2 separate regions of the Mus musculus genome follow, and region 2 is linked to region 1. A link is a contact called in ENCODE Hi-C or POLR2A ChIA-PET data. All regions are on one chromosome and are shown on one strand. Each heading gives the region's core, a stretch centred on a gene start or an enhancer-like site at or near the end of the contact. The rest is flanking DNA. Distances are from core to core; before and after follow the strand shown. Region 1 holds the start of Ddx31 (DEAD/H box helicase 31). Region 2 holds the start of Tsc1 (TSC complex subunit 1).

The links. A loop is a pair of places that touch in the nucleus more often than their neighbours do. ChIA-PET counts read pairs that join two places held with the same protein, here RNA polymerase II (POLR2A).
Region 2: a map of heart shows a loop between it and region 1 (4-fold over the local background). The contact joins the promoter of Tsc1 here to the promoter of Ddx31 in region 1. A Hi-C loop is called at or near these places in 1 of 37 maps with a recorded cell type or tissue (heart). POLR2A ChIA-PET finds 5 or more read pairs at or near these places in 1 of 5 experiments (embryonic stem cell).

The regions. Positions count from the first base shown.
Region 1 is chr2:28,838,868-28,842,116 of GRCm38, reverse strand. Ddx31 (DEAD/H box helicase 31) reads right to left here and starts at 1,711. Exons shown (of 20, transcript NM_001033294.3): 1 at 1,257-1,711. The coding sequence starts at 1,265. It overlaps Gtf3c4 (general transcription factor IIIC, polypeptide 4), which reads left to right and starts at 1,757. Exons shown (of 5, transcript NM_172977.3): 1 at 1,757-2,234. The coding sequence starts at 1,890.
Region 2 is chr2:28,639,789-28,643,037 of GRCm38, reverse strand. It overlaps Tsc1 (TSC complex subunit 1), which reads right to left and starts at 1,805. Exons shown (of 23, transcript NM_022887.4): 1 at 1,748-1,805.

The sequences.
Region 1 (3,249 bases), core at 462-2,961:
GGGATTAAAGGCATGTGCCACCACACCCAGCCTGCATTATCTCTTAATCACTTTTGAAACAACAGTTGAAGTAACGATAAAATCTGTTCACTCAATTAAATTTTGAATTTCTTTTTCTTCTTCTTTTTGTATAGTTGAGGATGGAACTCAAAAGCCTTGCATAACTGGGTAAGCAAGATGCATGTTCCTGCTACAGGGCTGGGCATATGCCACAAGCCTGATTCAATGCTGCTGACCTAAGGCAGCTGTCTACTTCCTCAAAGGAAACACAATTGATTTTATTTCTATTACTGGCACATAGCAACTGCCTCTAAGGACCAGACAATATGCAGTTATTGCAGGTATCCCATTGGAGTCTCATAACAATCTTCTATAAAACAAATTCGTGTTCCTATTTATGGATAGGAGAGACTAACTCCCCCCAAGTCACATAGACTACTGTATTCCAAAGCTGACATCTATACCAGCCCAGGTCTACCCTACAGTAAATCCTATGCCCTCTCCTCCACTATCCGGAGGGTTGTCTGTATTTCTCCTCCCACATAGTTTCAACTATACCAATGGCTTGCTGAAGAGTCCTTACTCATCACCTTCTAAGCTTAATAAGGTCCCTCCTTCCTTCTACCAAGGTGCAACTAGGCAGTGGGTGTGTTAGTCAAAGGAGTTTAAAAGCATTGGTTGACCTGAAACTGGCTGGGCAATTTGTATTTCATTATTATCTTTTGGGTGAGGGGGATGAAGCCTCCTATCACATCTTCCCACTTTCAAGAAGATAAACCAGCAACCCTAAAACCATCTTTTTGCTGTAAGAGTCACTTTTCTCCTCTCGAGGGAACGGATACGTGGATGAAAACGTCCCGTTTAAAAGCTCAAAGAACCGAGTCCAGTCTCCATTCCTAACAGAAGTGACCCTTCCTGCCAGCAGAAGACCTGGCTCCCGACAGTTAAGACCTCATGTCTCAGGCATTATTTTCCAGCTTGGATACACCCAGCCTCCAATCCTTATGCTGACTAGTCCCCCGTCCCGTCCCCCCCTCCCCCCAGCTAGTCTCAAGAACTTGACTAGTTACTACAGCCTGCAATTCTAACCTAAGTTCTCAGACAATCTCAGGAGCCCGCCGGTCTCTTGCTCCCAAGGCGGGGTTCCCCGCTCGTTCACGTGTTTCCGAGAGCAGCCCGGCAGCCCCTCTGGACATCTTAAAGAACTCGACCGGACCTGATCACTGTGGCACCTCCCGGGCTGGGGTTGCACTCACCCGCTTCATCTGGACCTGAGTGCGTCCGAAGCACGTCCTGGAAGGCCGGTCAGGCAAAGTGCTGCAGACAGTAGCCAAAGCCCAAGTGCGGAGCCGCGGAACCAGCAGGGAGCCCAGGTAGCACGTGGAGAGGGAGGATCTTCGCAACTATCGCCGGTCCGCCGCCGCCCCTTCCGGGTCCGGGAGCCGGGACGGCACGCACCGGCGGGAGACAAGAGGCCTCACACGCCTCCGAAACCGGAAGAGGCCGAGCGCCGCCCACCCAGCAGGGTCTCCTTTAGCCACCACGCTGGTCTTCTCAGCTTTTCAGTCACCCACGGAGGCTCACTCTCCCGTGGGCTCTTAGTCGGACCTAGCACCCAGTGTCTAGGAAAGGGACTCTCTGAAGCGCCCACCTTCTCCGCGTGTCTGCAGGCGCGCCTCGGGTCAGCCCTACCGGAGCGCACTTTCCAGACAGGCAGCTCCACGGCCATCTAGCAGGGTGGCGTTGCCTAGCAACGACGGGGTCCTTTCTGGCTCGGTGGCGCTCGGGGCCTGCGGGGAGTGAACGGGCGCGGAGGGCGCTGGGAGAGGCCGGGGCAAGGTGGCGAGCGTTCAGTGTGCCGGTAACCCGACCTCCTCGCTCCTAGTAAGATGAGCGAGGCGGACCAGGCCCTGGTGGGGCCCAAGGCCGACGAGCCCTCGCCGCCCGCAGAGGAGAAGGACGAAGGGGGCGGGAAGGAGGCGGCTGCCGACGCGGCCCCCGGGCCCAGCGCCTCGTTTCGCCTCATGGTGACTCGGCGGGAGCCTGCCGTGAAGCTGCAATACGCGGTGAGCGGGTTAGAGCCGCTCTCCTGGTCTGAGGACCACCGCGTGTCTGTGTCCACGGCTCGCAGCGTCGCCGTGCTGGAGCTTATCTGCGATGTGCACAACCCAGGCCAGGATCTGGTGATCCACCGCACCTCGGTACCCGCACCTCTCAACAGCTGCCTCCTCAAGGTAAGTCGCCTCCACCGCTTCTCCCGCGGACGCGCCACGGATCCCAAGGGAAGCTGGCCTGCACCCGGCTCTAGGATTCCATGTGCATCCAACTCTTAATGAAGGGGCTAGCCTCGCCGCAGCTTTTAAAAAGTCGTGCAAGCGTCTTCACTGTTCCTAGACACCCCCGCCCCCCCAGCCAGGATCCGCTATCCATTCCTTCATTACTGGTGGATGGAACAGTTAGAGCCGTTAGCCCCGGGATTTCTGGAACTCTTGTGACTCCACCCCGCAGCTGACCCAACCCCTGACCTGTCTACCGTTGCTCCTATTGTCTGGGGCCAACTCCCCAGGCCCTGGGCTGGCTTTGTGTTTTCATTCTGTAATGCAAGCGCCCTCCTCTCGCGCCACTTTTGCTTTGAGAAGAAAAACTGATCTATTTCGTTACCTGTTTGACGGTTTCATTGTGAACGGTCCTTGTGTCTCCTTGGGTAGACAGCTCTTAAATCTGGAAGTGTGATGAAAAATAAAACCTCGGAGAGCATCAGGTGCTTAGACTTCCAAGTCCAAGGTCTCTGTAACTCTATAAATTTACTGCCTTCAACTTCATATAACCCAAGTTTGCTCCTGAACTGTAGAGTTTCTAATTTTTGTTGTATTAATGTAACCATTTTCAAACATGGTTTACTTTAGTGAGCGATGTTCCTTTTCATAGTCTATAAATGTAAAAACTTACTTTTATTTTATTTATACCTTCTGTATGTATATGCAGTAGGTAATCTGTCAAAGTGGGTGTGTGTCAAGTGAGTAGGTGCCCAATGGAGTCTGGGATAAATCAGAGTAGAGACAGCCCCTGCCCTCAAGGAGGTTATTTATCCTTTGGCAGGTCATGAACAAATAATGTAGTCTTAATATCATGGTGTGCTATAAAGCTATACACACGTATAACAGTATGCTTATTTGAAAGTAAAGTTTTTCCATACTCTTCTAGACAGCCATTCCAAATCCAGGTGATTAATCACGGGTACCATTTGAG
Region 2 (3,249 bases), core at 556-3,055, 200 kb after region 1:
ACTTTAGTAAGAAGGTATTTTCTGTTCACATCCTCTATAAATACCCCTTACATTTACACCAGGTGGTTACAAAAGTCTGAACAGCCTCGTTTGCCTGATGTATGACTGTTAAAGGGGCATTTCCTTACAAAACTCTAAATCAGTTTTCCTATTTGCATATCCCAGGTTTATTCAGCGACGCTCAAGTTAAAAATCACAGGTGGGTTGCTCAGTAAATCAAAGGCTCCCAGAAGATTAGGCTCTGTGAAGCTTCCTAGAATTTACCACTGCGCTTCCCCAGCCTGTTTGAATGCAGATGACTCCAACTTGATCCTAAAGTTATAAATCAAAATATCTCAGAAGAGCATTAGTCTATTTTAGTACTTTTACAGCTTACAATACGTAAAGTGAAGTGCTAATTCCATATTCGTTTTCTTAAGTAAGGATTTCAGCCTTTTTTTTTTCAGTGAATACCACCGGTTTTATGGAAAAATACAAAATACTTTGTAACCAAATTTGGATTACCAAATACACCGTGCTGTAAGAAACAAAAGCTTAAGACATACAAACCAAATGCACCCTGTTCAAAATCTCTCACCACACACACACACACACACACACACACACACACACATATCCCTACCTTGGCCAAATGATTAACTACACTCACTTAATAATAGGCCACCTTTAATCAAATAACAGACAAATGGAACCAGTCGGACTTCAATTCCAGTGCTGTCTCAGAATAGGGGGGTGTGACCTTGGGCAAATTATTCCACTCTCTCCAGGCCTCAGTTTCTTCATTTAGAAAGGCTGCAGACTGCTTCTCCTTTGTCCAGAACCAAAGACAGGATGGCTACCAAGCACTTTCAATAGTGCTCGGTCACACAGGCACCCCCTATTCCCCCTCTCCAAAAAACAAAAAACAAAAAAAAAACAAAAAAAAAAACAAAAAAAAACGATAGTTGCGATTACTGGCCGACCACACTCCACGCCATCCCCACGTCTCTCTCATTCCAAATCCAACACGCGAGAAGCCAAACTCTTCTAACCCACAACACAAAGAAAGTGCTTGGGTTCTAAAAAAGGTGTCTGGGACCGCAGGCAGTGGGTCCTCCAGGTCCTCAAATGAATGAATGAGCGTTCAGCAGTGGCTGGGCAGGTAGCTGTCGCTAACGAGCACCTCTGCCGACTTGGAGGTAACTGTCTTCCAGCATCAATTAAACACCCACAAGTACACCCAGAGCCAAGCACTCGGCCGTGCACACTCTCCCCGAGACGGCGGGCGCCGGGCAGCCTCCAGTGCCCACAGGCGGCCTTCATTCATTCTCCACCCCCAGCCCCGGCGGCTGCAGTAGAGGCTCGAGCCGCGACCCCACCCCCGGGTCCCCGTGCCGGGCCCGGGGTCTCTGACCTGCGCGGCGCACCCCCGCGGGAGCCTGTCACCGCAGCAAGCGAGGGGGGCGGGTTAGCGGGGCCACCTCGGGCCCGGAGCTGCAGCCAGCCATGCCATCGGACGGAGCAGGCCCGCCTCAGCTCCCCGGGGCCCCAGCAGCCCAAGCCGAGCCCTGCCGGAGCCAGCGCGCGATGAGGGCGAGGAAGAAGCTCCCCGAACCCCCTTCCCCGGACCCCCGACTCGGCTAACGCGCTCCGCAGCGCCCCACAGCGTGAGGTCACGCTGCCAGAGCTGCCCCGAAAAGCCCACAAGGAAAAGAAGGGGAAACACCCCCCGTACTCACCCACCGTCTCCTCCCCCTCAGCTGTTTACCTCACAGTCCCTCCAGCCTACAGGGCGCCGCCATCTTGGACGCGCAGCACCTCCCCCTGGCGTGAAGCGTCTCGAGCGGCGGGGGCCTCCGCTATGAAAAAGAGTCCCTATTCGGGTCTCTACTACGCTCCGAGCCTAATGCCAGATGGCCAGAGTCTCAGCCTCTCCAGACAGGACAGGATATACCACTTATGACGATACAAGCTGGCCGAGATAAATAAAACCGAAAGAGATTTTAATGTGGAGGCGGGGACGGCGGAAGGATCGTGAAGGTGGGAGCCCACTGAGAGATCTTGTGACTCTGAAGGAGGCCGAAAGAAGTCCCGGCGCAGAGGGCGGAGCCACGAGACCGGCCGAGGGGTGGGGTGGGGAGGGGCGGCCACGTGATGGTGACAGGAGGCGCGCGCTCGGAACAAGCACAGTCAAAAACAAGCTGGCAGGGCTAGGCTCAGTGGAGAGCGCTGGCCCTTTCGAGCCAGGTCCCTCTGTCTTTGGCACACCTGCCACCTTTGGGGTCTCCCTGTAGGCGTTCCTATTTCCAAATGAGCCTCTGGGATCCCCTTGGATGGACAGCCTGTCAATTGCAGCAAAAAGGATGGGGCTTTCCCCCACCACCACTTTTTCCTTTGCAGAAGAGTCTGTGGAGTGACATGTAGAGGCCAGCCTTAGTCAGAGGATGCAGTTTATGTTGTAAAGTCAGAATACCTTGATTTACTTGCATGCCATGACAAGGTGTCAAGTCTTTTCAAACCTTGCCGGCTGTGGTGCAAAGCTTTTTAGAGGGATATCAGAATGTATATAGTTTTCATTTGCTGTTATTTTCCTTATTTGTATTATTTTTTTAATTAATTATGTATTTATTAAGGTTTTCCAAGACAAAGTTTCTCTTTATGCTTTGCCCATCCTGGAACTTGCTCTGTAGCCCAGGCTGGCCTGGAAGTCAAGAGAGTCTTCTGCCTCTGCCTAGCTTTAAAGGTGCTAGCTTTAAAGGTGTTCACCGCCGCAGCTGCCCCAGCAGCCGCCGCCACAACCACCACCACCACCTGGCATTGTGTATTTTTTGTTTTGGTTTGTTGTTGCTGTATTTTGTTGTTTTTTGGTTTGGGTTGGAGTTTGGGGTTTTATTATACTTAAACTTATATAATAAGACCCAGTGAAAGATGATAAGCGGAAGCTAGAGAAATGGCCTTGCCGTTAAGAGCATTTGTTGCTCTTACAGAGGACCAGGGTTAGGTTCCCAGAACCCAAATGGCAGCAGCTCCCAACTACCTATAACTCCAGTTCGAGGAGATGGCGCCCTCGCCTGGCCTTCTTGGGAACTAGGACTTCTCTCCTAAGCATACATCCAGGAGGCTCTCCTTGTCCTTAAGATAATTGAGTTTGTGTACACTCACCCCCAAATTGTAGTCTTTCAAGTCGTGTGCATTGCACGTTGGATAAGCCAGGGAAATTATTAACAAATAAGTATTTTGTGTGTATTTAGTGGTTGCTTTGTATTGAGA